Linked DNA regions of Mus musculus: all the other regions are linked to region 2. The links are chromatin loops, found by intact Hi-C in ENCODE. Cell type or tissue: heart. All regions are shown on one strand. Each heading gives the region's core, and the rest is flanking DNA. Links, peaks and the distances in the headings are about the cores only.

Evidence for each region. Peaks named below come from ENCODE experiments on the same cell type or tissue, not always from the same donor. Only the 100,000 strongest peaks of a DNase experiment are listed, where the experiment ranks them.
Region 1: a loop joins it to region 2, with 5 times the contacts of the local background. A loop is called at or near these places in 23 of 42 quality-filtered maps.
Region 3: a loop joins it to region 2, with 2.2 times the contacts of the local background. A loop is called at or near these places in 4 of 42 quality-filtered maps.

What each region holds. Positions count from the first base shown.
Region 1 is chr8:61,218,480-61,229,217 of GRCm38, forward strand. Sh3rf1 (SH3 domain containing ring finger 1) reads left to right here and starts at 5,692. Exons shown (of 12, transcript NM_021506.2): 1 at 5,692-5,867; 2 at 7,353-7,839. The coding sequence starts at 7,447. In heart, for the core only: CTCF peaks have their summits at 5,578 and 6,155; DNase peaks (open chromatin) are centred at 5,402, 5,532, 6,022, 6,432 and 1 weaker place; H3K4me3 peaks cover 3,404 bases; H3K27ac peaks cover 1,949 bases.
Region 2 is chr8:61,474,922-61,485,659 of GRCm38, forward strand. No RefSeq gene overlaps it. Among named protein-coding and RNA genes, the nearest start is that of Cbr4, 7.4 kb to the right of the region's middle. In heart, for the core only: CTCF peaks have their summits at 3,372 (motif pointing right) and 5,119 (motif pointing left); a DNase peak (open chromatin) is centred at 5,150.
Region 3 is chr8:60,627,301-60,638,038 of GRCm38, forward strand. Mfap3l (microfibrillar-associated protein 3-like) reads left to right here and starts at 5,525. Exons shown (of 3, transcript NM_027756.5): 1 at 5,525-5,758. Gm34730 (a long non-coding RNA gene) reads right to left here and starts at 4,555. Exons shown (of 3, transcript XR_379010.3): 1 at 4,167-4,555. In heart, for the core only: a CTCF peak has its summit at 5,414; DNase peaks (open chromatin) are centred at 4,301 and 5,451; H3K4me3 peaks cover 2,561 bases; H3K27ac peaks cover 1,224 bases; H3K27me3 peaks cover 1,487 bases.

The sequences.
Region 1 (10,738 bases), core at 1,287-9,286, 260 kb before region 2:
CATTCAGAGCTTTGGTCCATGATTGTCATGGTGGGAAGCATGGCAGCGGGCAGGCAGACATGGTGCTGGAGAAGGAACTGAGAGCTCTACATCTAGGTACACAGGAAGCAGGAAGAGAGGAACTCTGGGTCTGGTTTGAGCACTTGAAACCTTCAAGCCCATGCCCAATGTCATACTTCCTCCAACAAAGCCACACCTACTCCAACAAGGGCCACACCTCCTAACAATGCCACTTCCTGGTAACGAAGCACTCACATCTATGAGCCTACAGGAACCATTTGTATTCAAACTACCACACTTTCTAAACACATATGTAGGACATAATTCTAAACATTAAGAAGAATCATCTACAGTTCTTATAATTCTTTGAGGTGGTATCGTATGGTGCCCATCTTGCAGAGGAAACATACGTACAGAAGAGTTAGAACTTAGTCAAAGTCACCTACTTGGTGGGTGGTACAAGATTTAACTTCTATGAATCAAATACTCTGGCAGCTGGAGAGATGGCTTAGCAGTTAAGAGCACTTGCTATTCCTGTTAGAGGACCTGGGCTCTCTTTCCCAGCACCCACACGGTGCCTTAAAACAGTGTGCAGGTCTATTTCTGGAGGAGCTGATGCCCTCTTCTGGTCTCTATGAGCACTTCATACAACATGGTATGCATGCATGCATGCAGGTGAACTCTTGGGTATACATGAAACGAAAATAAATAAATCGTTTAAAGAATCAAATATCTTAAGGAGATGGTATTGATGAGCAGTTATTATCTAAGAGGACGAGCAGGAGTGGATTGGGAGGCGGGCAAGGTTAGGAGGCCTCTCCTGATGAAAGGATGAGGAAGAGGGACCAGAGAAAGAAAAAGCGAAGCTAACACCACTGTCTTGCTTGTTTGAGGAGCTGAGACGACTATACTGTTAACTAAGACCTAGGATGAAGACGTTAAATTTATGGTCTGTGTTAAAGGCTTGGTGTTTATTTAGCTGTTCCTTCAGTTTCACTTGAATATAAGAGCATTTGTTTATTGATGGAAAGATTATAACAAAGATGCCTAATGAAACTTGGGATACTGCCTGTCTGATTTCCTGTCTATACTGCAGTGAAAAATGACACATATATTCATATAAACTTATGTATTCACACATACATATGCATGTATAGCCTCAGGATAGCAATAAATATAACCATACTGGGTTAACTCCTTACTTGAGATTACTGATAGCCATTATGTGTTGGCTGCCAAAGGTACAACCTGGTCTCTGCTTGGGAAAGCTGTCCTATTCAGACAAAGGCGGGCAATAAACAGAGAATAGAAAACTTAGCAGACAATCCTATAAAGAAGAGAAACGGAATGCTGGGGTCCAAGTGACTGGAAAACATTCAGTTTTCATTCTACTTGTGATGGGAAGAAATAAATGAGTCTGTGCAAGGGAGTGACATCATGTTCTCCATCTTTTGGAGCTTGCTCTGAGTTATCACTACATCCAGGGCAAGCTATGGCCACAAGAATGGAAAGAGGCTGGCTAGAAGGGCCAGAGACAGAGGTGACAGTGGCTTAAATGAAGGTGCAGTGGGGTCTAGTCTCTATGAGAACACTGGAGACCGGATGATTTGCTTGTGCTTGTTTTTCTTGCACATGCGTGGGTTACTGTGTGAGTGTGCAGGTACATGTGTACAAGTGTAGGTGTGTGGCAGCCAGAAGACAACCTCCCGTGTTGTCCCTCAAGCACTGTCCACCTCTTTTGGCATGAAGTCTCTCTGGCCTCTAGCTGACCAAGCAGGTTGGCTGGTCACCTAGCTCTAGGAATCTACCTATCTTCTTCTTCTTCTTCTTCTTCTTCTTCTTCTTCTTCTTCTTCTTCTTCTTCTTCTTCTTCTTCTTCTTCTTCTTCTTCTTCTTCTTCTTCTTCTTCCTAGTGCTAGGGTTAGTAGCATACAACATTATGAATGGCATCTATCTATCTATCTATCTATCTATCTATCTATCTATCTATCTATCTATCTATCTATCTATCCATCCATGGTTTCTGGGGCAGTGGTGGCACATGCCTTTAATCTCACTCAGGAGGCAGAGACAGGCAAATTTCTCTGAGTTCCAGAGCAGTCTCTTCTACAGAGTGAATTCCAGGACAGTCAGGGCTGTTACACAGAGAAACTCTGTCCCAGAAAACAAACAAACAAAAAAACAAAACCAAAAACTCAACTAAGATTAACATGGGTTCTGGGAATTGAACTCAAGTCTTCCTGATTACAGTGAGCACTTTATCCTCTGAACTCTCCTGTATGATTTGTAAAAGGGTGGTTTGTTTGGGTGCATGTTTCTGGAGATTAAAAATAAGGCACAGAGATCTGATACCTTCATGGTTTCTGGTAAGGCTAGTGCTACATCTGAGCATGGGTGCAAGGTGGAAGCACACACAAAGGGACAAGGCACCAGGTATGCGACAACCACTCTCATGGTAACTGAGCCTGCAGGACTGACAAAGTCAGTCATTCATTACCTCAACAATCATCTCGGTCCCATTGGAGTGTCATTAATTCAATCATGACCCAAACATTTGTTTAAGGTCTTTCAGTGCTGTTCTATGGAGGACCAAACCTGAACATGAGTTTTGGAGGGAGCTCCCACATTTTGCCAAGCCAAGAAGGCAAAAGGCTGTAGATAGACATTAAAATATGTTTGTGTAAAAGGTGGTAGGAAAGAGGGAGGAAGAGAAGGGAAGAAATCAAGGATGGCTTCTAGGTTTCTAGTCTGAACAACTGGCTAAATACTGCTCTCCTTTACCAGCGTCCTGACAATGAGAGGAAAGACAAGTTTTGCAGAAAAATGGCTAGACACGCGAACGTGCGTGTAAGAACACGGAGGTACCATATTAAGGTTTATCTGAGTATTTGCATCTGGGATTTTACCAGGCTGGTTCCTGTTAGCACTACAAGCAATAGATGCTCGAGTTCTCCCCTTCCCCTTTCCCGTCTGAAACTTGGGGATAATTATACGTCTTGCTGCTTTGGAGGGATGCTGAGAAGATAAGTGAGATAATATATAGGAAAAGACTTTGAAGTCTTTGGAGGATAAGAGGCTGTCATTATTAAGTCGGAGAGTGTTTATATTTTTCATGTGTCTGCTCAAAGCCTCACAGGTCGTAAGCATAACAGACATTCTTTCCTTCATGCTCCATTCCCAGAAACAAGACGAGCAGGCTTTTCTTCCTCACAGCCCTTCCCTTCTGAATTCTCTCCACAGGACGTTCAGTCACTAACATTTTGATACCTGGGAAGAAAGGGTCGGGAGTACAGCTGTTAACGATAACGATAGCTCCATGCAGATTACAAAGAACTTGTATATCTTCTTTACCACTGTCAATTCTGTTCCAAACGTCACAGTTAAACCCCACCAGAGAGGCCAAGGAACACAGCCTTGAAGGAAGGTCTCTCTCCTCTCTCTCTGTTGCAGACCCAACAGCCTCAGTCTCTCAAGTACTGAGACTAAGGGCATATACTACCACACCTGGCCAACAGGTCCTTATGAGTTCTAAGCCAGCCACGGCTACATAATGAGACTTTGTATAAACAACAAACAAACAAACAAACAAAAAGCCAAACGGGTAGAAGAAATAAACTTTCTTTCTCTTTTAAGGCATTATGACTTGAATGTAAGCTGTCTCCATGGGCTCATGTGGCGAGGTCTTGGTTTTCAGATCATGCACTTTGGGAAGATGCTTGATTTCCAGGGGTTTTGATCTGATCAATTTATTGATCTCTTCAAGGATTCATATGATGGCATTATTAGGAGGAGGTGCAAAGAAGGAGGGGGACCCAGAAGTAGTCAGTGGGAGTTTGTCCTTGGGGGCTATCGCTTGGCCTGGCCCCTTCTTGGGTTCTCCTTCAGCTTCTTGTTTGTCTAAACATCTCTTTTCCACATCGATGTCTTGTGCAAGTAATTATGGATGGAACCCTCCGAAACTTAGAACTAAAATAGCCCCTCCCCCATTGTCTCTGTCTGGCATTTCATCTTGCGATGCAAGATGAAGCAACACAAGAGATTATGTGATTAAGGTCCTACCTTTTCTCCGCCCCCCCTCCCCCCAACTTTTTTTGAGGAAAGAAACAGGTCTTGGAATGCAGAGAGCTGGAGTAGAGTCCTACTCTGTGATGTAGGGAAGTTACCCAAGTGGACCTTCAGTCTTAATACCCCCCAAATCAGTCTGTTCCCTGACTCTGACTTTCCAGTCTGCCCAGCCTTCATCTCCAGTTTCTGCTGCAGCGTTAACTGGGCCAACACTTTCAGAATGCTGTTTGTAGTTAACTATTTTTCTCCTCATTCTCTTCATCCATTTTTTTCCCCTTGCCTTTTTCAGCTCAATATAAACACATACTTGTTCTCCCTCTAACGGGAAAGGAAGTGGGCAATTATTTTTGGTATTCATACAGTCTAAGTCTCAGCATATTAATCTCTTTAGAACAAAGCTGGGAAGGATGACATAGAGAGCTGCTGTGAGGATGGAATTAATACGTTTAAGAGTTTAGTACGGTGCCTGGCTTAAAATGACTGATGATTGCTACTTGCTATAATTTTATTTTCTTAACTTGAATGATACTCACTTATCTATTTATTATTATGACTTAGCTGTGGCTCTGGTTGGAGATGAACTGATAACCCGAGATTCCTTTTCAATTCCTTATCAGCTTGGTTGGTGGCCTGGCAAGAATTTCATACACGATCTCTCTTGTGAAGTTACTTTTGGTAAACTGACAGTAAGTATAAATGAATCACACTCTTTGACAACATTTAACGCGTCTCTGAAATAAGTTTGACAAACAAGCCTACACACACACACACACACACACCCTTGGACACCCCTTTTTGCAAGCCCACATTTCAGAGAATACAGGTGTGTGCCCGGGGCAACAGAAACAGATTACAGAGATGATGATGATGGCTGCCTCCAAGGCGCAGATAAAAGAGGTATCCCCTAGCCAGCTTCAAGGCGCCGGCCCACCTGGGTCAGACTTTGAATTCACCCCATTTTAGGCAGGTAGGAAGAACCTCCCCAAGACTGGCTTTAATCTCCCACCTGTTTTTCTAGTTTTTTTTTTTTTCTTTTCCCTTTCTCATTCTGAATTTTAGGATCCGCATTTCTCCAAACTTGCTTGGATTTGTCTCCCTTGGCTGCTGCAGTGGGGGCTGATTGCTGGGTGGAAGAGGCGGGCCCCGGGATCCATAGGGTGGTCACTAACCCGGACTCCAGAACTAAGGGGTCTCACTTTGCTCTCTCTATATCCACCCAGGCAGTGTGCACGCCCAGCAAAGCGCGATCGGTTCCCGCCAGAGCCACTCCCTTCCCAGGCCACCGGGAAGAGTCGGTCTCCAGGCACCGGCCAGGCGGAGCCGGAGGCCGGCAGGGCGCCCTTGCCCCAGCCTCTTCCTGGTCCCTCGGCGCCACTCCCACCGCCCTCCTCCTGGGTAGCCCAAATTTGCTCGGGGTGCACGTCCTCGGGGCGTGAAGGCGCGGGTCCCCGAGCCTTCCTCCCGCTAAGTGCGTCCCCGAAGCTGCCGCCCGCTGGGGGCTCCAGCGCGGGTCCCCGAGCGGCGGGCGGCGCTGTGGTGCGTCCCTCCGGTCCCCGGGCGCCCGCTGCGCGCTGCCTCCGCCTCCTCCTCCTCCTTGGCGGCGTCGCGTTCCCCCGCCCTCCTTGCTGGGCGGGTGGGAGGCGGCGGCGGCGGCGTGCTGTGCGAGCGCGCGCGAGGGGGGCGGCCGTGAGGAGGCTCCCGGTGCCACCGCGGCGGCCGAGCCACACGGGCAGCGGGCTCGGCGGGGCTGCATCTACCAGCGCTGCGGGGCCGCGAACAAAGGCGAGCAGCGGAGGCGCGAGGTAGGGTGCGCGGCGAGTCGGAGACGCCGGGCGCGGGGTGGTGGCCGGTGGTCGCCCGCATCCCAGTGGTGCGCGCGGGTCGGTCCCCGCGCTTCCCCTTTGGGTCTCCGGGACCTGCCGGGAACGAGCCCCGCGGCCTCTCTCGTCTCTTCCGAAGCCTCTGCCGGGCCTTGGGGCCGCTCTCTCCCCGGACACAGCCGGGTCCCTTCTGCCTCTGGGGTGGCAGTCTCCGGGGACTGTCGCTGAGCTCATCCCCGCGGGGTCGCTAGTCTGCTTCCCGCCGCACTCAGTGGCGCTGACTTTGGCCAACTTAAGGCTGCATCTTTATTTTTCTTTAAGTCCTTGAAAACTTCCACCGATCGGTGTTGGGCAATTTTTTTTTTGTCCTGGATTTGACCTAAAGGGAGGCTGAGAGGAGGCAGCTGGGTGAGATTCCCTGTTTCTGGAGCTACCCGGCCGCAGCCTCAGCTCCTAGGACCATCTCTGTCCCCGGCTGGCGACACCTGGCTCTGGGGTGTGTTTGTGGCGAGCACCACGCCAAGGGGTTGGGGGCTACCTGTGCCCCACCGTGGGAAGAGGGGCGTACCCTGGCTCTCCCCAGAACCGACTAGTCAGGAACAGCTGTTAATGTAGCCTCCAAATCCTTTCACCCCCTCCCCACCTAGGCATCTACATTGGTTGGGGTGGTGGTGGTGGTGGGGACAGCGATGCACCAACTGGCTTCAAATACTCTTTCTCCTGAGGGGGCCGTTTTTCAGATGTACCCAGAGTTTTAAGCCTAGCATTCATTCCATCGTCGAATTTTGGTGAACATTTTACTAGATTTTTCTGAATGGGATTAAGACAAGCGGTTCAGAAATCTGTTTCAGAGTTTGTCAGCCATGCCGGAAAGGGTGATTTTTCTTGTAGCTATTTTCAAGCAGGTTTTGGCTATATCTTTTAGAATTGCCGACCATCAGCTCTGGGGGGTGGGGGGTGGGGGGCCTTAGATAAGATTAAGCTGTCTGTTCTCAGACAGGGAAGACACATATGTATTTAATATTGGGATCATTCACCCAGGGCAAGGCTTCTTAAATGATAACGGTGGCTTAAAAATTGGGAAGGTCGTTGGACTTAAAAGTATTGTTTTAGATAGAGGAAACTTCCAGTCGGTTTTGCTTAGGTTCTCCAATAAGTTGAGAACTTCATTAGGCAGCCGATATCGGTCTTTTATTGCTTTTTCATAAATCCTGTTTATTGCTTGCTAGTTCTTGCTGCCCAGTGAGGTTCTAGATACCTTCAGGGATTAGTAGGGAATCGTTTAAGAAGCCTGTTGTGTTTTTAATTGTTGACTTTGGAGCTCAGAAACCACATTCCAAAGCCAAGCTGGACTATGCAGAGGAAGCACTTTTGTGTACTTTTTGGTTCTTGGCTCCACTGTGAACTTTTCCCTCAGATAACAACAGTCATTTTTCTCTTTCCTCCCCTCTCTCCCCATAACTCCAGAGCAAAGTCTGAAATGGATGTTACATGAATCACTTTAAGGGCTGCGCACAACTATGAACGTTCTGAAGCCGTTTTCTCACTAAAGTCACTCAAGATGGATGAGTCTGCCTTGTTGGACCTTCTGGAGTGCCCTGTGTGTCTAGAACGCCTGGATGCTTCCGCAAAGGTCTTACCCTGCCAGCATACCTTTTGCAAACGCTGTTTGCTGGGGATTGTGGGTTCCCGGAATGAACTCAGATGTCCCGAATGCCGGACTCTTGTTGGCTCTGGGGTCGACGAGCTCCCCAGTAACATCCTACTGGTCAGACTTCTGGATGGCATCAAGCAGAGGCCTTGGAAACCCGGCCCTGGTGGGGGCGGCGGGACCACCTGCACAAACACATTAAGGGCGCAGGGCAGCACTGTGGTTAATTGTGGCTCGAAAGATCTGCAGAGCTCCCAGTGTGGACAGCAGCCTCGGGTGCAAGCCTGGAGCCCCCCAGTGAGGGTGAGTAGCTTGGAAGAGAGGCAGTTGGGTGAATGCAGGCGGTGATGACCGACTGCAGCTCTTCTTTATTAGCTTATTTTCCAAATCAGCTCTAAGAAGCCACACCTACCCGGGCAGATAGATTCAACCTTAGGACCTTATTTTCTCTTGAAATAAGACTGGATCCGACATAGTAAATCCTGTTTTAAAGATCTTCTCTTATAGTCTTCATTGTCTGGTAGGATATATTTTAGGAACCAGGTATCAAATGTTCATTAAAAGGAAAATTGGTATGGTCTCACCCTTTTGATGGCGCTGAGAGAATCGTGTGTGTGTGTGTGTGTGTGTGTGTATACACATACAAATATATATAGTAAATACGTATATGAGTAAATCATAGGTAAGAATGCAAGCCTTAATTTTTATGCTGCTTAGAGCCATTCTGGTGGTTTTATGAATGCACAGTACAGAATATGGTTGGAGGATTTTTTAACAAATCATGGCCACAGGTAGCAGCTTCGTTGCTGTAGCAACAGAATGTCACATAGGACTCTTACATCTGGCTGTACTGGGCTTTGTAGGGAGTGAAATGAAATACTCCGTCAAAATGATTTTTTCCCCCCTTTGGTTTGGGCGGAAATAATTGTAGGTGAAGTTAAATATTTCTACCTTTACTAGGCTTAATTTAGTAAATGATTCTTAATGAATAAGAATTGTGTTTCCTGTGATCGTTTCCTGATAGGACCTGCTTTTGTTGTTTTTCATGAAATGAGACACGGTCTTTGACATCCAGACAACAAGAGTCATTCTGTTTTGGTTGGAAGAAGGCAGTGCTTCCATTTAATACATAGCTATCCACTAGGCAGTTTTGATAATTGGCCATGTATTTGTCAAGTGAATAGATTTTTATAGGCTATTAAAATTGCTATTATTTTTAGATTTAGAACATTGTTATTTGTCTAAGGGTTTTGCCTGCACATGTGTATGTGCACCACCTATGTGCCCGATGCCCATAAATGTCAGCAGAAGGCATCAGAGTTCCCAGAACCGGAGCTAGAATTGTGAGTCACCATGTGGGTTCTGGGAACTGAACCCCAGTCCTCAGCAAGAGCAGCCAATGGTCTTAACCACTGAGATATCTCTCCAGCTTTAAAGAACATTTTAAAGCTGGCTGAGATTTTTCTTTTTTAAATATTTTTAGTCAGAACCTAAAACTGATTACTTTCCTTTAATAAATAGCTATCCACTAGGATGGTAGTGTGGGGACTCATACATGTGTGGACTATCAGCTCATCATTGCAAAAAATAATTTTTACCATTTATAGAATGATAAGAAGTACTTAGATCACTAGCTGTAGTATCTTACTCACAGGTACTGTTTGGATTACTAGAGAACAGCTTTACCATTAGGGTCCTAGTTTCCTAAGATTCATATATATGACATATGATTAATATGTAGATATTAAAAATTGGCCTCAGATGGCTTCCTTCCTTCCTTTTCTTTCTGTAGTCTGGGCTAGCCTGGGATTCACTGTATACCAGGCTGGCCTCAGATTCGTGCTCCCACCTCAGTTTACCAAGTATGGGATTGCAGGCACGATCACCCTGCCTTTGGGAAGGCTTTCTTATTTGGATCCCGATGTATGAAACTCTTATTATGTAGTACCAAGTTTACTGGTACCTCAATTAGTACATATGGGCTCATGAATATTTTAATCTCATAACCAGTGATTCGGCTGATCATTTCTGAGACTTGGAGCCAGGTCTGCTTGCCTTAACGGAGAGGGAAGGTAGATTTGCATCTTTGGAGGGATTTGTTTCTTGTTAATTAGGCCTGGTGAGAGTGGCTTCTGGCTATGAATTAAAGTGTCCCAGTTGTTGTCTTACCTGTTGGGAGGAATGCTACGAATGTCTGATTGCTGATAAAGGAATTTAAGGAGAGGTTCAATCAAGCCCATTTGATTTTAAATGTTCTTTCTAATGTAGGTATTGACAAGGAAATAGAAGCGAAAGGCCCTGCTGCCTCAGCGGCTGGCTAAGATTCCAAAATGGGTTTTTATTTTTCTTGGCTATTTGGAGATTTTGATCCTGCCGATATGCTTTTTCCGGTTTCTATGATTCATAGTTTGCTTCCTGTTTTTCTTTGACATATGACAGATGCTTTTCAGAGAGGGTCAGTTGAACTTGAGCCTTATTAGTTTGTATAGAAGAGTTGAGGACTTTGTGGAGAGCGGAGAAAGACAGACAAGCAGAAGTCTGAATCCGAGTAAATGACGTCATCATATTAAAAATTAATTTTTTTCCGAGTTACAGTAGCATTTGTTCGTACAAGTATTCACGGCAGCCGAGGCTTCGCGTATATAGAGGGAGCACCTGAAAGGTAAATACGTTCCCAGAACTCGCTGCTTGACAAAAGTTAGATATTTGTATCACACACCAGTGGTATGGAGGCTGTAATGAGCCCCTTTGGAGGCTTCCCGAGGTGAGTGGCTACAGTAACTCCTCAGCGCTCTTCCTCTTTGCTTAGATTCTCTGACACAGCCAAGCGCTTCCACCAGCCTGTTGACACGTGTTGTGGAAAGCTGAGAGTGAGACCATGTGGAACATTGCTTCAGCTCACCAGTGTTGCTCTGGGTCAGCGTGTGCCCATGTGGTCTCCTCGTGTTTGTAGCCAAGGTGGGCTCAATGCTATCAGCAGATTCAAACATTTCCAATGTGGGCCACACATCTTATTCCCAGAACTTTAGAGTTTCCTGCTTAGGATGACAGGGAGAGGGGTCCCTCCCTGTTGGACTGGAGTCACCATGAGCCCTGCTTGTTCTTTAGTTCAAGCAAAAAAAAATTCCTCGTGCTTTTTGTCCAGTGTCAAGCAGGAAAATGAACCCCAGGGAGGGGGAGACTAGATACTGTTTCAGTGCAT
Region 2 (10,738 bases), core at 1,317-9,316:
TTAGCATTGGAATACAAGCATCATCAAGACAACCCACTACAGGTAGAATTGTAGTATCCAACCTTGAAGGTGCTGCCTTCCTGCCCTGGTCTACGGGGTTTGGAGAGTGCAGGCATGCACCACTGTGCCTGACCTAAACAGTCCTTTTTTTTTTTTTTTCAATGCTTTCAGTTTGCCTATGGCAAAGAAAAACTGGGCAGTCACATTGCATTATGTGCTCCAGATGTCACAAGAAAATAATCAGGTTAGGTGGCTTAAGTGACAGAGATCAGGGTTGTCACAGTCCGAGAGGCTACAAGTTTGGATCAAGGTGCTATCAGTGTCATTTTCTTGGGGGGTGGGGGGAGCTTTCTTCCTGGCTTTCAGACAGCTGCCTTCCCCCTTTCCCGTGTCCTCACGTGGCCTTTCCTCTTCATGCATGGAGGGAGAGAGGCAGGGGGAGAGGGAGAGGGAAAAGGGGGGGCAGCAGCAGGGAGAGCACCCCACGTGTCCCTTAACCCTCTGACAGGAGCGCAGTCCTGTCGGATCAGGGGCTTATCTTGTGACTTGTCTGGTGAGACATAAATGGAAGATTTATTTACCCCAAACAAGGAAGGAGTCGACAGACCATAGAAAGTCTAACCTGGTGAACAAATGACTTCATTTGGTCACTCCCAGGAACAGAGGTGACTCATAGGCAGGTGCAGCAACAAAAAGTCCCAACCCACCCCCAGTCATTATTTTTTTTTTAACTTGAAATGTTATGAAATGGTTTTTTAGACAGCAGGGAGGGGAGATCGGAAAGCCAGGGGAGGTGTCCTATAGATGTGTGGCCCCTTCCCCGAGAGGAAATGGGAACAGTCCCCTTATTACAACTATAGGTCTAGCTGTTTAGCTCAGTGCCCTGACTTTATGTATGTTGTCGGAGTTACTCTGCTCCAGTATGTCAATGGTCATGCCAAGAAGCTTGGAGGAAGCAGCTATATTCCATGCCACCCCCCAAGACTTTTTATTACCTCCAAATAAGGTCACAGTGGAGGTCAAAACTTCGGTATATCAATGTTGTATGTTGGGTTCCGGGTGAGTTTGTTGTTCATCTCAGATATCAGTTCTGGTTTAAGGGGTTTTGCTTCGTTTGTTTTTTTAAGTCCAGCCCTAGACTCAACATCTAGAGATTGATTTTGCTTTTTTTTTTTTTTTTTTTTTTTTTTTTGCATAGAGTCTGTATCATCAATCACTTTTCTGTTGCTATGATAAACACCATGACCGAAAGCAACTCAGGGAAGAAAGGCTTTATTTTGTCCTGTATTTCACAGTCCATCGCTGAGGGAAAGCCAAGGCAGGAACTCAAGGAACACGAAGAGGGACTTAGCTTGCTAGCTAATGCCCGGCCTCATGGTTGGCTACCTCTCTTACACAGTCCAGGTGCACCTGCCTGGGGTGGTACAGCCCACAATAGGCTGGGCCTTCCCCCATCAATCAACAATCAAGAAAATACCCCCACAGACATGCCTGCACGCCAATCTCACGGAAGCAACCCCTCAAGTAGGTTTTGTTCGATGTTTTATCGCTGCGGCAACAGAGAAACAAACTAGAACAGGATTCAAGTTTTCTAGTCTGCATGACTGTGCAGCCCAAAACCAAGCTGAGGGCTGGATCTCTGAATGACATACAAGGAACATAAAACAGTCACAGTGAAATCCCCACGGTCACACACAGGTGCCACCCAGAAATGTAGAGGCTACTACACCACAGTTGACCTCACAGGTTAAACCTTGTGGCATTCACTCTGGCTTTCTCGGGTGAGCTCTTAAGAATCCACAGAGCCAGGGCACGGCTAAGGCTGTCGTCCATTGGCCAATACGTCGGTGCCTCATCCTAGAGCTACACTAGCCTTGGATATAGCCTGCCAGAACCCCTGCAGAGTCCGGGAGACTCACCTTGGTCTGGGATGCACAACGAGTGAGTTGAGAACTACATAAAACAGCAACAGAAAGGGCAGATATGGGGAGGAGACAGGGAAGCTGGAAATGGAGGTCAGTGGGCAGGAGGCTGGGGTCAGAGGGCTGGCCAGCTACAGAACGACGTCAGGAACACTGAGTTTTCTTATGCATGACCTGGCAGAGTGCCACACTTAGATAATCTGAAGCACACAGGTTCAAACCATTGGAAAAATTCTGTGCAAATGACTGTATGGTTTCAGACCCACACGGGAGTGAGGTGCATATCTTACATCCGAAAGCAGACCTGGCCTCTCGGTTCTCCCAGCAGCCCCCAGTTCCTACCTGGCATACCCTGTCCCCAGACCTTAACCCCAACCCCAACCCCAGCCCAACAGGGGCTGGGCAGCCCTTCCCGCAGAGGCTCTTCCCTATATAATCCAGGCATTTTGGGCTCTTTCTTTCCCTGGCCTTGGTCCTTAAGGCCAGCGAACTCTCTTGAGAGAGCAGCTTCCCAATAAACCTGCCTTTAAGACAATCTAATCTCTCTTGGATTGGCTCATTTTTACCTGCAGAGAAATAACTTATCTGTGACAAAAAGTTCCACCCCATTTCAGGCATTATACTTTTGCATGGACTTTCCTGAGAAACTTCACCCAGGAAACACACACACACGCACACACACACATTCCCCATGTTAATTAACAATCTCATTCAAGTGACTGTTTGGGGCTGAGAAGATTGCTCAGTTAGTAAAGTGCTTGCTGTGTAAGCCCTAGGATTTGTTTTTGATCCCCAGTCATCACAAAAGCTCTGTAGCATGGTCTGTGCTTGCAGTCTCAGCACTGGGGAAGCATAGTCTTGTGTGTCCTTGGGCCTAGCTAGCCAGCCAGCCTAGTTGAATTGGCTAATTTCAGTTTGAGAGACCCTGTCTCAAAACACACAGACACCCACAGACCACACACACACACACACACACACACACACACACACACACACACGCACACATAGACACACAGAGACATGCATAGACACACAGATAAACACACATACACAGAGATACACATGTATACAACATACACACACAACACACTCATACTCACAAGCATACCTAAGAGTGAAGCTGTTTTGTTTTTATTTTACTTTTTTGCATTTCATTTTACATGTAGTGCCTGAATATATATGTTTGTTTAACACGTATGTAGGTGTCCACAGAGGCCAGAAGATGGTGTGAGATCTCACTGGAACTGAAGTAGATCCTAGGAACTGAACTCAGGTCCTCTACAAGAGCAACAAGAGCTCTTAATCAGTGAGCCATCATTATTCCAGCCTCCAAGTGAAGTTTTTAATTTACATTTAATTTTTTGCCTACAGATGACCTTGTTTTTTGGTTAACCTAATATTATGGTTTGAATATAATGTCCCTCGCAGGTTCGCTTTTTAATGCTTTTTACCCAGCAGGTGGAGCCATTTGAGAGGCAGTAGGCCTTGACTGGCTGACATGTATGACAAGAGGCTAGCCTTAAATGTAGTAGCCTAGCCCTTGGTCCTAACTTCTCTGCTACCTGTCTATTAGATGCAAACAGATTGTCATGTAATCTGGTTGCCATGCTCCCTGTCTATTAGATGCCATGCTCCTGTCTATTAGATGCAAACAGATTGTCATGTGGTCTGGTTGCCATGCTCCTCGACCCCCACGAAGCACTGAAACCCACTAAAACCTCAAGCCAAAACAAATAGTTTCAACCTCAAGTTGTTGCTACAAAGTATGTTGTCAGAGCAATGAGAAATTAATGTGGGGTAGAAATTGGAGATGCCACTCTTTGTAATGTGTTCTTATTAGTAATTTATTTTACGAACATTATGTCCTCTAAAACAATTTTCTGATCTAAGCTCCAAGTTATGCCCTAACAACCTGCACTTCCGTCTAGGCTCTCCCACCTTCATAATTAAATAGTAATTGCGTGATTGTTTAGGTCTGTCTTCCTTGCCAAATTATTTTCCCAATGAAAATAACAGGCAGGGTCGTTTTCATCATAACAGTATCGTCAGGGGCTCTTGCCTATAGCAATACATTCTTTGGGAATGAGATATTTCATTTACTCACTTAGTCATCCATTAATAACGTTCACAAACCCAAGGAAGTACGCGCCACTTAGGAAAACAAACATCGGTGCAGGTTCTACCTCCAAAGGTTTCACAACTCACCACAGGAAGCTCCTTTTCATCATAGGTAAATGTTCCTTCTGAGAACCCAGTGAAAGAGGAGACTCCGTTCCCCAAAACACTCACCTCAAATGTTCAAGGGGCTTTGCATTCAATTTACCAGTCCCCTTTTTCTGGAAGGGTATTCAATGTCTCCCTAAAACTTACTAGAATCCAAGGTCTTTCTACAAAACAGATTCTCAGACAAATCTAAAGTCAGGGGAAAGAATTTTTTTTTAAAGTACGTTACTACATTCTTTCATGGACTAGGAAAACTATATGCATATGTATTAATTACTTTCCATATCTCTGTGATAAAAATCTCCGACAGAGAAAGCTGGAGGGAGGAGAGGTGTGTAAGGTTTCTTGGCTACAAAGGCTGACAGAGCTTCTCCTCGGGTAGATGAAATAGAAGATCCTGGTCCGCGGTGGGAATACGAGATACTGGGTCTTCTCAGCGTGGGGATCATGACGCCAAGAAAGCTGGGTCCAGAACCAGAGGTGGGTGTGGCCTTCAAGTCTTAGTCTTAAAGCCTTGCTTCCTCTCATCCCCAAGGTCCTACAGCCTCCCGAAACACAGCCACTGGCTGCGAGACAGAGATGCTCAAAAGAGGCCTGTGAGGGAACATTTCAGTTGAGCCATGTCTCCGATGATAAATTGAGTGTTACTAGGGTAAGAGGCATCATTAGAAATTGAGCTGACAGTGTTTGCCAATGCATGGATATGTGAAATAACTTGTTACTACAAAGAACGCCAAGTACTTTGTGAAGCTGCGGGTGGGACTGGAGAGACTGTGTGATTGTGTGTGTGACTGTGTGTGTGATTGTGTGTGTGTGTGGGGGGGGGGGGGGAGTCGGCAGGCTGGAGGGAGGGATGCTGGGCCCTCATCGGAGGACTTTGTCCCATACTGCAGGAGCTACTTCAGGGTTTTTACTCGGGATAGGAAGATTGGTTTTGCAGTTTAGACAGAGCCCCCTGGTGGAGGTGTGGAGGGCCTGCTGACAAGGCCGGCTAGTTGAGGCTAGCAGAGAGGTAGGCCTGGGCAGAGGTAAAGCTGGATCTAGCTGGAGTGCTAGGTGGCAGGAGAGTCAGCAGGACTTTAGTGATTCCATGTGGGGTAAGAGTCGGCAGGCAGGAATAAGCTCCAAGGTTGCCTTGGGTAACCAATAACCTCCACACCAGCCCCTTGGACATGGATACAAAGTTCTCAAGGCTCACCCCCCACCCCACCCCCACCACCAAAACGGAGGACATGGTGTAAATGGCGAAAGAGCACTTGCCGTACCGTACAACTCCCGTGATCTGGCAGGATGAAGAACAGCGGCAGGAAAATCCAACTTGCTTTGTCCTCACAAACACCGTGATCCCTGTGCAGCCTCCCAGAGGCGGCTTTCCAAATTTCTTTTTGGAAACAGGAACAGGGGCTGCATTGGGATGCTAGGCTGTCCACACAGTGTGGGCCAAACAGATTACTCACCCTCTCCCAAAGACTTCTGGGAGGCTGTGCACCTGGCAGCCAAGGGGAAATTCATTTTCGGATCTGTCCAGTTGAATGCCTGTATGCCCTTGGTAACTGGGAGGGTTTATCAATCAACATGAACTCAGAATTGTGAACTGTTTTATTTATTTATTTATTTTTACTGTTTTCCCAAGGCAGTGTAGACGGGATTTCTTTGTGTAGCGTTGACTGTCCTGGAACTCACGCTGTAGCCCAGGCTGTCCTCAAACTCAGAGACCTACTTGCCTTTCCATCTCTAGTGCTGGGATTAACGGATGCTATACCATGCCCAGCGGTTGGCTTGCTTTGCTTCCTTCTGTTTCAGCTGAAAGGATTAGTGAGTGGATTACTGAAAGGATCTCTCTCTCTCTCTCTCTCTCTCTCTCTCTCTCTCTCTCTCTCTCTCTCTTCAAAATTCTTACAAATAGAATTTCTAGCCCGATCTGATAGCACTTGTCTGTATTCTCAGCACTCAGGAGGCTGACTAAAATATTTTGAGTTTATGGCTAACCTGGGCTGCATCTTAACTTTGGGGTCAGCCCGGGCTACATAGTGAAAACCTCTTTCAAAACAGTGGGACACAGAGCCAGGAAAGGGACATACACGCGTAAGTCCTGCATTTAAGATGCTGAGAGAGGGAGGTTAGGAATTCCTGAGCCTCCTTAGTTACATAGCAAATTTGAGGCCAGCCTGGGCTACATGAGACCCTAACTCACCACCACCATTTCAGACACAGTTTCCATTTGGGATCTCAGGCTTTATAAATTTCATTTGTAGTTAAAAAAAAAAAACAAAAATAAAAACAAAAACAAAAAACTACAAAAGCACAACCCACTTACAGTTAGTTGTAGCTTCAAACGTCATATACCAAGGTCAAATACCTACCAGCTTTTAATTAAAAACATTTTCTTAAGAATTCTACTGGAGCATATTCACATAACCTATGACTTACATATTCAAAATGTATGCTTTCAATGAATTCTTACATCATCTGAACATTAGATTTTTGGCAATGAAATTGTGTTCATTTTATAATCAGAAAAATGTTACAAAAATGTTCTAAAAATTATAGAACAAACCTTCTATACGAGAAATATTCTCTTTCAATTATTAGGGCCAAGAAGAAAGATACCATATGAAGGTTCAAAGGAAACAAAAGTATAGACCATGATGAAAATCATACCAGAAAACTAACACATGCCCTGAGATGGAGTGTGTGCTCCCATGACGCCGCTCCTCATTGTCCTGCTGAGTAGGGGAGACCCAGTTTAATTTACAGACTCCGATTTTGTTACCTGGGGATTAAGGGAAAACCTCCCCACTCAGTAATCCTTTCAGCTGAAGCCTGACAGGCTGTGATGGGGGAATTCTTACCCAGGATAGGAGTGATATTGTATTAAGAGGAAAAAATAAATAATAGCCTTGAGGGCTTAAACTGCTGCATGTGCTGATGGGAAACCTCAGCTTCTCCATCTACTGTGTGTGTGCCCTGGGAGGAAGGTGGGAGGTTTTGTGAGCCGGATGTCACCCCCACATCACATTGATGGTCTTTATGACAGGTGCTCTGAAAACATATGCGTTTGTTAAAACCACTCTGCATGGAAAAGGATCACCCCAAATTTTGGTATAAAGTGGACAGAACTGTTGGGAAAGATGGCACTTCTCTGCTTTGTGTAAGATGACAGATGCCAAGAGTATGACCACTTGGTGGTTTGGCCAACAAGTTATCTTTAAATTGGGCCCAACCAATGAATATCACTTACTAATTTTGCTTTTGCACCAGGATCTCCCTTTATAGCCCAGGTGGATTTCCAATTCATTATCCTCCTGCCGCCCCAGCCTCCGTAGTACTGGAATCACAGATATGCATCAACATTTCTGGCTTGCAATAATAATTCTGAAATATAGCTTTTATATTCTGATTTCTAGGAACAAAAGCAGGTGCAACCTGCCCAGCATAATGCTTGCACATGGCTTTAAAGCTTGCTAGAACCCAGCCCAGGCCATTTTCCCTGTAGTCAGCCCCCCTTCCTCATCGCTTTGTTCACACAATGACCTAGTCTTGTGTCTGAATGTTGGCATATGTTGAGTTTCCTACGGTATTTGCTTTTAATAGACTATGATGTGCTATAAAGATTCCTTACAGTCTCCATCCCCCTCATAAGGAGCACTGTCAGCATCAGGTGCCTTTTGGACAGATCCTTGGGGAGAGAGTATCACTCGGACCAATTTCTTACACAACAGCCATGCCTGCTCCTCACAGAAATGACTACATGAGCTGCAGCTATGGCTTGGTTCATGCCAGCATGTGAGAGTCCCTGAATTAATTCTCTAGGACTAGACATATACACACACACACAAAGAAATTGCTCCCTGTAAGCAGGTATATTTCCATTGTTTTGTGGCTACTAGGAAACTCAGAGTAACATGTGTATCACTTTAGTGCTGACTATAATTAGATCTTTTATTCAGTGTTTATCCCTCTTTGAACTACATCTTTAGCCCTAAAAAGATTTTTACATCATGACTTTATTTGAATCAGCTTTTCTTCTGGCCTTGCTTTACTGTCCTGACCTTTGGGAAGAAGGGGCAGTTGAGGTTGACTAGTGGTTTGCTTGTTTTTCACTTTTTCTTTTATAGTACTGGAGATTGAATCTAGGCCCTTGAATGTGATGGCTAGTGCTTCCACTGATCTGTACCTCAATGTGAAATATGTTTATTTGTTGTGTGCGTGAAGCGTGTGTCTAGGGGTGCCTGTGTCATGGTGTACTTGTGGAGGTCCGAGGACAACCTTGTGGAAGTGGTTCTCTCCTTCCACCTTTGTGTTGGTTCCAGGGTGGAACCCAGGTTATCAGGCTTATACAGCAAACACTCTCTGAGCCATCTTGCCTGCCCTCTACCCATCTTTTCTCTTTTAATTTCATACAATCTCCATGTGTTAATAAATTGCCTAAGCTATTCTTGAACTCATTCTGTAATCAGGGTAGGCTTTGAACGTTCGAACCTCATTCCTCAGCTCTCCAGGGACTTTAGGGATTATAGACTTTCATGGCCAAGGCTTGACCACTTTTGCCTTTTAAAATAATTAGCTCTATACCCTAGATAGGGGAATAATACTCCTTCCACAACCCATAGACTAACAAGTAAAAAAAAAAAAAAACAAGACAAAAACAAACAAACAAACAAAAACAGTGTCAAGTGTGAGATATCACCCCTAAAGTTGTCAATCAAGGGGAGACTAGAGACCCTCAAGACAATGCAGGGGGTTGCCATTACTCTTGGTGAAGACCCTACTGCTGAAGACACCACACACTTTGCCATCGGACTGGGAGACATCAAGCTGGTACTCATCAGACACCTTCTTTCCTGTTCATTAGCTTTCATAGTAGGAAAAGGAGCTAAGTAGGCTGCTTGAGGGTAAAAGCATCAGTAGTCTTGATATGAACCTGGAATGCTGCACTAAGAAGTGTCCTGGAAAGAACACGCCCACAGGTGCATAAACGTTATGGATGTAACCAACAATTTTCTTATAGGATTTAAGTAATAATAAGAAAGTAATCGTTCAACAAACCCAAAAGAAGATAGCCAAACAAACATAATTCCACCTCTAACAACAAAAATATCAGGAAGTCAGTCACTTTTCCTTAGTATCTCTTAATATCATTGGGCTCAATTCTCCCAAAAAGACAAAGACTAACTGACTGGATATATAAACAGGACCTAGAATTTTTGCTTCATACAGGAAACAGACCTCATCAACAAAGACAGACACTACCTCAGAGTAAAAGGTTGGAAAACAATTTTCCAAGCAAATGGTCCCAAGAAACAAGCTGGAGTAGCCATTGTAATATACAATGAAATCAAGTTTCAACCAAAAGTTACCAAAAAAAGACAAGGAAGGACACTTGATACTGGTCAAGGGAAAATTCCACCAAGATGAACTATCAATTCTGAACATGTATGCTCCACTATCAATTCTGAACATGTATGCTCCAATTGCAAGGGTACCCACATTCATAAAAGAAATTTTACTAAAGCTCAAAATAGCACATCCCATACAATAATAGTGGGAGACTTCAACACCCCACTCTCAGCAATGGACATGGAAACAGAAAGTAAACAGAGACACAGTGAAACTAACAGAAGTTATGAACCAAATAGATTTAACAGATATTTATAGAACATTTCATCTTAAAGCCAAAGAATATACCTTCTTCTCAGCACCTCATGGTAGCTTCTCCAAAATTGACCATATAATTGGTCACAAAACAGTCCCCAACAGATACAAGAAGATTGAAATCATCCCATGCACTCTATCTGATCACTAAGGGCTAAGGCTCATTTTAAATACCAAGAAAAACAACTAAAAGCACACATACACATGGAAGCTGAACAACACTCTACTCAATGATAACTTGGTTAAGGAAGAAATAAAGAAAAAATTAAAGGTTTTTCAGAATTTAATGAAAATGAAGACACATTATACCAAAACTTATGGGACACAGTGGAAGCCATACTAAAGGGAAAACTCATAGCTCTACGTACCTCCAAAAAGAAACTGGAGAGAGCATACACTAGCAGCTTGACAGCATACCTGAAAGTTCTAGAACAAAGAGAAGCAAATATACTCAAGAGGAGTAGATGACAGGAAACAATCAAACTCAGGGCTGAAATCAACCAAATAGAAACAAACAAACAAACAAAAAAAAACTATCCAAAGAATCAACAAAACCAGGAACTGGCTCTTTATGAGAAAATCAACAAGATAAAGCCTTAGCCAGACTAACCAGAGGGCAGGGAGACAATATCCAAATTAATAAAATCATAAAATGGAGACATAACAATGAAATATATCTTAAAATAATTATTCTGTTTGTTGAATATTAAGAGTTGAAAATATTAAAATCATGTTCTATAAAAAAAAGAAAAACAAACAGACAAAAAACAAACAAACAAAAAAACCCCACAAGAAACATAGAGAAACATACAAGGAAATTTAGAAACCCCAAATTAGAAACCGCAATATACAAGCAAAAGAGTAGTAAGGTTTAAAAAAATTGTTCAAATGGGGCAAGATGAGACAAAAAAAAATTCCAAACATACCAGTGAGTTTCT
Region 3 (10,738 bases), core at 1,140-9,139, 850 kb before region 2:
GAGAGCTCTGTGTCCACTCCAAGAATTTGGTGTCATGTCTATTCAAAGGATAAAATATAGAATTCTCTTCCCTTTCCTCTTAATTTTAATAAACAACTACATCAGTGAGTAAGGTTTGAAAATCCCCCAGAAAGAGAAGATCAGTGCAAGCCGCCACATTCACTTTTGGATGTCGTCTATGGCTGGCACAAAGTCATAGTTGCTCCTACAGAGGTCTCCACAAAGAGGTCAGACTTCTGGGCATGAGAGACCCTTTGTTCTGTGCAGTATTCTGAAGTGAATAGTGTAGCCTCCCCGTCAAGTCTGAGGACAAAAGAAGTCAGCTAGTGGGCCGTACTCCTGGAGAATATCATAGTCTGTTCTGGACCTTTTGGTTTGATTACTTGGGTAACAAAGATCCCAACTATATACAACACAAAACTTTTCCAGAATCAAGTCAGCACGCCTACAAAGTCAAAATGGTTGCCAAGGGGTCTCATAGAGGGTGCAGTCATCTCCCTAGTGGCTTCTAAACATCCCATGCAAACATAGGAGGCAGAACCCTGAGTGCATTCTTCCCCTCCCCCCCCCCGCCCCCCACCCCGCCAATAATTTGATCCTAATTAAATGAAGCCTTAGAAGCCTTAGGAGAAATAATTAAGGAGTGATCAGTTGTAATGGCTATTAGTATCATAGGCTGGTGAACTTTTCCAGGGAAGAAAGGCTTTGTTGTAGTGTGGAAGGAGGTCCGGAAGGGTGTGGTTTCAGCTGGGCCCTCTGCCTCCTATTAATTTCAAGCATGCCATTTGATATCTAGATTATTCCAGCTGGATAACTGGTTAGACCACACACATGCTCAAACATCTCCAAAGGCTCACCCACCCCAGAGCACAGGCTCAACTCGTAAGAGAAAGAGAATATTTTCCTAGTACACACTCAGACTTTTCAAGTGGCTTTGTATCCTCAGCTACTTCAGAGAGAGGTCCTTGTTTCATTTCGCTCCTTCCACACACATCCCACTGTCCCAAGTATGCTGTTTCAAACTTCCAGGAACAAAGAGAAGCCTGAAGTAGAATTCTACATTGTGGGCAGACTTTTGTCTACTTCATGAGTTCTTTCTTTTCTTCTACTCATTCAACACCCTAACACTAGATAGGAGAGAAAAAAAGATAGAGGGGGAAGGGGCTGTTATTGTTAGACTACTTCCTGCTGATTAGGGGAGTTGCCGTCAGGGTAACTAATTTCTTATTGTACCTTCTTTGCACACAACTACTTAACAAACTGAGACCAAGAGCGTACAAACAAACAACAAACCCTCAGGGCTCTAGCATTTATATACCCTCTGAAAAGTCCCCAGTATTCCAAATATCACACAATCAGAAAGTATCTGAAGCTGGCAAAATCACGCCCCTGCTAGAGCACAAGGCAAGTCATAGTCAGTTGCTGTGGACAGTCTGAAGCAGCCCCACATCCCACATCTGGGGTTAAAATGAAAACACATTCTTACAATATTCCTGTCTTTTAAAAGAAACCAAAATTCTCACTAAAATATACAGATGTAGAAATGTATATATTATACTACTAATAATGTAACCTCTTACAGTTCCCAGGGTGTATTTCTAGGTGTATATCAGTAGACACTGAAAGTTAAGAGAAGTATTACAATCATATTTGAAGAAGAAGAAGAAGAAGAAGAAGAAGAAGAAGGAGGAGGAGGAGGAGGAGGAGGAGGAGGAGGAGAAGGAGAAGGAGAAGGAGAAGGAGAAGGAGAAGGAGAAGGAGAAGGAGAAGGAGAAGGAGAAGGAGAAGGAGAAGGAGAAGGAGAAGGAGCAGCAGCTCTGTTCTAGGGGGTAGAATAAGGACCTTCAGATAATTAGAGGTTGTAACTACACTGCCAGAAGAAAGCAGAGTAACGAAAAACAATGAAATTTGTGGATTAATTAGTAATGCTGTGCTTATTCGTGCCAGTGAAAGAAGGGCACCAGATGGCTCACTAAGCATTCCAGACTTCTGAAGCTGAAGAAAATCTCTGGGGTATAAGGAAGTCAAACCTGAGATCTCACTTAGGTTCCTCTGGCTGCACTGCGTGTGACTTCGTTCTGACAGCATGTCAATTTATTTGCAATCTGTGTAAACACTTAGAGAAGAATTATTTTTTAAGGAGCAAACTTCCCATATTATAACAATATATACACCTATCATTCATCCATCAGGTAAACCTCTGTTGATATTGGAAACATAGATGGTTGAGATGCAGCCCTGGTTATCAACTTCCCCACAGTGCAGAGAAGACAAAGGAAAGAAAAATCAAGATCAGATGTCAAAATGGGGACAAGAGACAAGGCACAGATGAAATATCCAAGTAGAAATCACTACAGGAAGGCCAGTCTGAACTCACTCTTGAATGCTTAAGATTTTGCCAATGAATTAAGGTGACAGAGAAACAAAAGAAGTGACAAGCATGGGGCGGCTGTCAGTTTGCACAACAGGCTATTTGGATTCGTTAGGGTACTGCATGCTAGGGAATCAGGCTGGAAACTCACCTCAGAGGTGAGGCACACACGTACTGTAATATAATTTGCTTAGAAGGAAAAACCCAAGGAGGCACAGAGGAGGGTGTGTTGAAGAGTACAGACAGGTCTGTGGTTAAAGATGTCTAGTGATGAGGAGGGCTGAAGAGAGCAGAGTAAGTAGGGACACAAAGGACAGGATCTATGAAGACACACCTACAGGCAGGTGGAGGGTGCCTGTGACGAGCAGGATGGCAGAAGAAAGCAAGGTGACTAGACCTAGACATTTCCAGATTTGTGATCTCTGGCTGAGTGGAGGTACCAGGAAGCTCTCTAGAAAACACAGCAAAAGAGCAATCATGGCTTATGAACTCTGCTTAGGACATACTGGATTTGGGTTTCCTGAGGCATTCCACTTGGGCTGTTTTGTTAGCTTACACGTAAAGTCTGAACTTAGGGATATGTAGAGAAAAAAAATGCAGTTCAGGATAAAGGTGAAATAAAATATTGACATATATGGACAAACACTAGATACTGACCAATCAAAACAGACCCATCTGCAAAGATTCTAGCAACTGGGTACAGCCATCTTCAGAAAGATGAGAGATCACAAGGCAGTAGGAGAGAAGAGAGTGGTGAGAGAATAAGAGAGGATAATTGGCTGGGGCAAAGAAGAGAGCATGAAGAAGCAGGATGTGGAGGAAAGGTGACAGGGATTATAAGTGCATGTCACACAGGTAGACTGGGGAGGAGTTAGCTTCAAACATCAGTTCCAAGATAGCTGTTGAAGAGACACCTTGCCCACCCGTTCCCAGGCTTCATTACTTTGATCCTCATGTCTGTGGAGATCCAAGCAAGATCCAGTGCAGTATTCTAGACCTAAGTAATATCAGATCCTAGAAACCCATGGGGTTAATTAAAATGGCCCCAGATTCAAAGGGGAAGCACATAAGCGTATTTTCAAGGAGGCAAAGTTTCACTAGACAGGGTGACCCGAACCACTCTGAAGCTAAACTGGGGCTGACATAAAGAGCCACTCTCATTTGGGCTGTTTCCTAGAATCTCAACGAACCTCACTGGTCATTCTTCTAACCCAGTGAGCCACAGTCTCTCTCTCTCCCTTCACCTCTTCCACCCCTTTCCCTGCTGTCCCTTTATACCCTCTCTCCCTCCTTCTCGCTGAATTTATTCATCTTGATCCTGCACTCTTTTTTTTCTTTTCCTGTAGCCTTTCCCACTCCAGTCTTCCGTCACTGAGGGTTAAACACACAAGCATGCTGCAGCGAGTATTTCTAAGATAGAACGGGAGTATTCTGCAGGTTTGCGACAGGAAAAAATAAAAAGGAGTGGGTAGGAAAAGAAATAGAACCAAAGCGAATACCAAAATACTTTACAAGAATACACATGACTGACTGGAACAAAGGGAGACAGATTCCGTGTGGTTCTCAGCTACAACTGTACAGAATGGTTACTGAAAACTTGAACGGATTAGGTTTTTGAAAGAGGCAGGGAGGTTCGTTGAGCTAAGATGCTATGGAAACTAATGTTCAAGTATGATTTCCATTTCTCAGGCTTTTGGAGAAGGACTAGGTTTTGATATGCTTAGAAACGAGAGCCCGTGCATCCATTGGCACATAAATCCCTCTGCACCAGCGTTCGTCCGTTCGTCCCACGTACCCATGCTATTGCTTGCTGTAAGGGCAGCTCCCTCCTCCTGTCTTCTGAGCTCTGGTGTCTTGATGTTCCTCAACCTTGGGCAGCCAGATGCCAGAGGCAACCACGTGCAGCAGTCTGGCACTGTTCAGAGCATGCTCAGTTGCCTGCAGCCACTTCTGCGGCGGAACTCAGGGCTTGAGGTCACAGACAATACTTTGCCTCTGGGTTTGTCAGTCACAGAGAAGGAGGTCGACTGCTATCCCGTTAACAGCTTCCTGTCATCTTGACAGCTGTTCCTAACTCAGAGTGGAATACGCGGGGTCTGACAGCCTGAGCCACTTTAGTAGCGTTAATTTGCTTAATCCAACTCTCCGTGTTTTTCCAGCAGCCTATGACCAACATAGGTGTGGGGGCGGGGCTACCCTTCTTAAAAAAAAAAAAAAAAAAAACACGGTGTGGGGCGTGGCCGGAGGGGGCCAGGATAGAAGAGCCAGGGAAGAAGAGCTTGGTCACTGTCCCAGAAACTGACAAGATCTCCCTTAAATAGATAGATAGAATGATAGATAGATAGATAGATAGATAGATAGATAGATAGATAGATAGATAGATAGATAGATAGATAGATAGATAGATAGACAGACAGAAAGATAGATGATAGGTACATAATATTTAAATGCGTGTGGGATGGCAGGGGAGAGATCCACTAATATTGCAGGACTGTTCACAGAAAACTTATGTAGGTGGTAAAAATATTTTTAGAATACTTATTTTTTCTCATCAGAACAACTTAACTGCTCTTTAGAGAGAATGTCGAAACTGCAAATAATTTTAAGGGGCAGTTTTATAAATTTTCGCGGAACCACACCACTCAGAATCCACCGCAAACACCCTGCTGTGTCTTGTCGTGCCACTTCGAGGCGTCCACTGTGCTTTTGCTGTGACAGCGCGGCCGGCCGCCTAGGAGGCCCCATATGCTCCTGCTCGCGAGGTGCTGTGACAAGACAGCCTTAGAGACTAGGTTGGTTAATGCGTGGGTAGGCTGGTTGCCCGTGGCATCCAAGATGACATTCGAAGACGCCTTTGCCTGCGTGTCCTTGAACGCCACTGAGACGCGACGCTCCGGAAAGTTGAGGTGACAACGCCGGCAGCGCCCTGCCTCCCCACAATTACCAGTCACGCTGCCCTAGCACCACTGAGTCTGGAGGAAGAGGCAGGGTGGAGCGCGGGAGCACCGCCCAGTGGCCGCCCGGTCCCGCCCAGAGGCCGGGCTCTCTGAGCACGATGCTTCCCTGCAGACTGCAGGGCCAGCCCGGGGTGGGCGGAGCCCACCACCCGCAGCGGCCCGCCCCGGGCCGCGGCTGCGGCGAAAACCCGGTTGTGCAGAGTGCACCGGACCTCGGCGCCGCCGGGAGCCGCACTGGGCATGCTCGGCTCTCGCCGGCTCTGGAGCCCGTAGGTGGGAAGCTCCGGCTCCCGGCGGCGGGGCTCGTAACCCGCATCGAGAAGAGGCGCGGGCGGCGGAGGAGGTTGGTACACGCTCGGTGCTGCAGAGCTCCCCGGGTGGCCATGGCGAGAGGTGCACGGCGACCACCCGAGTGGCGCAGCGGTGTCAGGTCAGTGAGGGCACTGGGCGGGCGAGCCTGGGCGGCGGGCTACAGTAGGAGGGAGCCTCGCACCGGGTTTGTGGTCAGCGGCCGCCCGAGCTGCAGAACTTTCGGACGCCTGGGCTGGCGAGGCTACGCGCCTGGAGGTGCCCTGCTCTCCCAGCTCGTGGCTGGTCGCAGGATGCTGGAAGTACATGCAGGGCGGAGACCGGCGGGTTGGGGACAGTCGCGTCCAAGGCTCGTGCCACAACCTTCTGATGGCCAGGGGCGCGCTGTCCACAGCGCGTTAGCACAGAGCCTTCCCAATCTCCCGGGAGAAGGAGGATGCCACGCAGAGACAGGGCTCTTCGCCCAGCTGTGGATCGTTCTTGTCACGGTGCCTCAGTTTCCCCAGACAGGGAAGGGTGTACTGGCCTTTGCCCGGAAGGCGGCGTGGGGAGCTCCGAAGCGCCGCGTCCTGATGCTGCAGGAGTGTGGGAAGCAGCTGGTGCTAAGAGCTGCTTCCTTGTCTTGAGAGCTCTTGGAGTTTGTCGCATTTCCCACCATAGCAAGTTGACACCAAATTGTCTGGTGGCCTGGAATGGGGGAACGTCCTTCTTTGGCTAAAAAAGTAAATGCCGAGTCAATCCTTTTTAAGCCCGAGAATTGCTTGTCTCCCTCTTTAAATTAGCCTGGGATCGCAAATTCCAAGGTTTATAAAGCAAACTGGAAAAAAGAAAAGAAGATGTTTGCAGGTACATCAGCTGCTCACCCTGTAGAAAATATTATGGCTCCGTCGTCATTGTTTTGAAAGACACTTGTTCAAAGTGTGGTTACTGTAGCAATCTTTATTTGCTCTAGCTTTATATTAGGAACTTGGAATCAGCATTGCAGAAACAGTGGTTTTTGAAGTTTTCTCACTCCCCCCCCCCCAGGCAAAACACTTTTTTTTTAAAGTTGCTACTACACTCAACATAGTAAAATGTTCAGGATTAAATCTGCAAGATGGAAAAAGAATTGTTTTTCAGGAGAGACTAAATTAGAGCAAGGTAGTTTGCAGGCAGTGAGCTAATGCACAAAAATGCAATCTGTACCTTCTAAGGTAATGTTACTGTTTTCCCCTACAGCTACCCATATTCATCTATTAAAATACTTACAAGTTTGAGGAGCCCAGCACATGACTGGTTACATTACCTGGCTCTGTGTGATGCACCACGTTTACAATGTGCCCTGATTGCTCCACCTAGCTATGCCTTGTGCTGTTTAGAAAGAGACAAGTGGGATCTTTCCTTAGCTGTGTCTTTCTGATTGATAGCAGGGGGCTGAGCACCTAGGTCTTACAAGTGTTGCTGGGTTTGTACTTCTGTGCCCCCTGGGTTTGCTAGTGACACTAGATGAACACAACAGACCATTTCTTTTAAAAATAAATCTCCTCACACTCATGTGACCTTATTCAAACCCCACTCCTCACCCTTTTTGGCTAACAATTGAAAAATTTAAGACTATTTAAGTACCACAGCTATTGTTTAATTTGAGCTTTCAATATTTTTCTTCAAGAACTTCCAGACACTTAAATGCCAAGTAGCTACTTGCAGTAACCAAATTGTTCAGTCTCAGCCCAAGTCATATAGCGTCATTAAGCAAGTGTGTTTGTATGAATTCAGGAAATATGTAGATAGTAGTGTTTGCCTAACTTAGAATTCATTCTAGCATTTGGGATACAAGTTGTCTTTTCTAGCAAAACCCAGGGGAACACTTACAATTCTGACAGTTTCCATGGCCAGTCACATATAGTAAAAATCAGCATTAAGGTGCAAATGGTTGGTTTTAAATTTGCCGTGATACCTCTGTGGAATGGGGTTAAAAGAATAGGGGTTGGTTGGTTATGTGATTATAACTAATTAAAGGCAGACAGAGCCATTTAATACTCATGCTCCAAACAGAGGCTCTGTAAATTTATTGGTCTTGCTTCTGCCTCCACCTGAGGCCTCTTCATGCATTAAAATTTCACATTAAATTTTCTTCCCCACAAACTTTTATGGCCAGGCTTCATAAGCTGCAAGGATGAGTAAGACATCATGACTCATACCATCTAGTTGGAGTGATGTGCCCGAAGACAAATCAATTAGAGTAGAAAATAAGCGTTGCAGTCCATGTATGTGTGTGGGCCTGAAAAGAGGCAGAGAAAAATGGCCTCCTTGGGCTTGGAGGAGGAAAGGCCCTTGTGGAAGGGGTGGCTTTGTACTTAATCTCTGGGAATACTGAAAATTGGTTCAGAGTCTTTTAAAGCAGAGAAGTGGGTCCTGTATTCAGAAAGAACTTATTTATGGTAGGCAGAAAAATGTCTCCATGCATGGTCATGACGAGACTTGTGGATGTGCTGAAGAAGAACTTTGAGATAAGAAGATAATTCCGAATCGTCCATGTGTGTCCTGTGTCATCCCAGGGCTCACAGAGGCTAAGGAAGAATTCTATGGTAGTGTCTTGAGGAAGACTCCATGGGCTGCTACCAACTTTGAAGATGAAAAGGTCTCCCAAACCATGGTGGGCAGTTGCAAAGCAAGGATGACGATTCTTCCTCCACCAGTGCCCTAAATTTAGCCCACTAAGATACATGTGTGCATAGATACATTGATTTTTGTTGACAGCTTACATGTCCTAAGAGGGAACGATGATTGAAGAATTGCCCAGACTAGATTAGCCCTGTGGGCAGGTCTGTAAGGCATTGACCTTTAAAAAAAATTATGGATTTTGTTATTAAGAAAACCTTGCAAATAAATAAAAACACCACACACCCTAATTAACCACAAGTACATAAAATATATTTTATTCTCAAAGTGTAAAGTTGAATGGGAACAGCCTTTGTTCTAAATGTCAATTCTAATTGTATAGAAAATACAGACTTCAAGTCTGGTTAATATGGGCAATTTCTTGATTACTAATTGACATAGGAGGGCCAAGTCCACTGTGGGAGGCACTATTCCTCAGCCAAGAGGGCTGAGCTGTATTAAAAGGTAGCTGGGCATGAGTCAGAGAATAAGCCAGCAGGCAAGCAGGCAAGAAGTATGATCCCCCATGGTTCCTGCCCTGTGATGATAGACTGTGCCCTGGGAGTCAAAGCCAAATAAACCCTTTCCTCCCTATGGCATCTGGTCAGAACACTTTACAACTGAAAGAGAACTAGAACATGTGGTGAATTTCCAAACTACAGAACAATAAGATAATGAGGGTTGTATAAAGTCCCTAAAACTGTGGTAATCTCTTATGGACGCCATAGAAGGCTTATGCAGCCTTATTCAACGGGAGAGTTGGTGTAATGAGATAGCAGACAGAGGCAGCATAAGGGACACGAAGTATTCCCTTCGCAGTGATGAATTAAACTACACACAAAGGAGGGTGGATTCTATCCCATTATAGGTAAACAATGGGAAATAAGCTTAGGGTTTTAGACAGCAATATGAAACAAACAGTTCATTGGCTGGTTTTATCTTCCAGCTTGACACAACCCGGAGTAACCTGGGAAGAGAGTCCTAGTGAGGAATATCTAGATCATGTTGGTCTCTGGGCATGTTTGTGGGGAATTGTCTAATTTGTTAATTGATGTAGGAAGACATGGCCCTCTGTGGGTGGCACCACTCCCTAGGTACTGAACAGTAAAAAGAGGAGGAAGCTTGCTGACTGTGAGATTGTAAGCGAAATAAGCCCTCTCCTCCTCTATTCTCCTTTTTGTCTGGGTATCTGTCACGGCAACAGAAATGGAACTAAAGCAGAAATATTTCTACTAGGTTTTTTTTTTTAATTTTATTTACCATGACCAATCATGACTTATGGAGGAAAGAATTGATTTTGGATTGTGGTCCCAGAGTGAGACTCCATGACTTATATGCAGCAGGCAGCTGGAGCATGAAGCTCACTGGTTACATCTTTAGCCATGCACAGGAAACAGTGAACTGCAAATGGGGCCAGGGCTACAAATTCTCAAGGCCTTCCCCCGGTGCAGGGCATCTTCCAGCAAGGCTCTATCTCCTAATGGTTCTTCAACCTCGCCAAACAGCACCACCAGCTAGAGACCAAGTGTTCAACTACCCGAGCTAAGACCGTCACAGTGGTTAGACCCCAAATTTCACAGGTCAGTTTGTTAAGGGAATTACCCCAAGGTAGTCAATGACCAATGAGATCTCTGAAATCACATCATTCACATGTATTTGTGCAATCAATAGTTTAAGAAAATCTTTATTCACAATTCTTTATGGAAGGTTATAAGACTGAAAGCAAATAGACGAGTCCCATGTTAATTATAACTTAGAGATGTCTCCAGTGTTAATTACACTTCTTGTTGCTTGAAACCAAATGGCTGACAGAAACAACCTTAGTTGAAAAGTATTTCTTTTGGCTCCTGATTTGAGAAGGGCTAGTCCTTAAGGCCCAGCAATGGGATCATGAGGTTACACACTTAAATCTCAGCAAAGTATAGGAAACAGAGTAGATTGGCTCAGAAGTAGGACCTCACTATAGCACCCCTGTGCTCTCTTCTTACAAGGGACCCACTTCCTCCAACTAGACTTCTTAAAAGTTCCACAAATGCACAGAATAGCATCACTAGCTGCAAACCAAATATTCAAACACATAAATGTATAGGGGGTGTTTCACATCCAAAACACAACTCCTGGTTCAGGATGGTTCAACCTGGTGTTCTGATCTTATAGTGGCTGACTGGGACACAGCCTCTTTTTTAAAGTAGGACCATCTTCTACTTTTTTATGCTTAATGCCATGTGAGCACTATTCTGCTGTCTCCACACCAAGTACATCTGAGTGCTGAGGGAGCTGTGGGAACACAAATCTGGGACCGTTCGACTGAGAGTGGTGAGATTTTGCATGGGCTTCCTTCGCTCCGCTCGGTCGGTGGCTGCTGACCATGTTGTGGCTCCATGGATGACACTGGCTGTTCAGGTCACAGTTATTACTGACAAGAGTGGCTTCAGACTAAGATTCCCGAGTTTCTGGATAA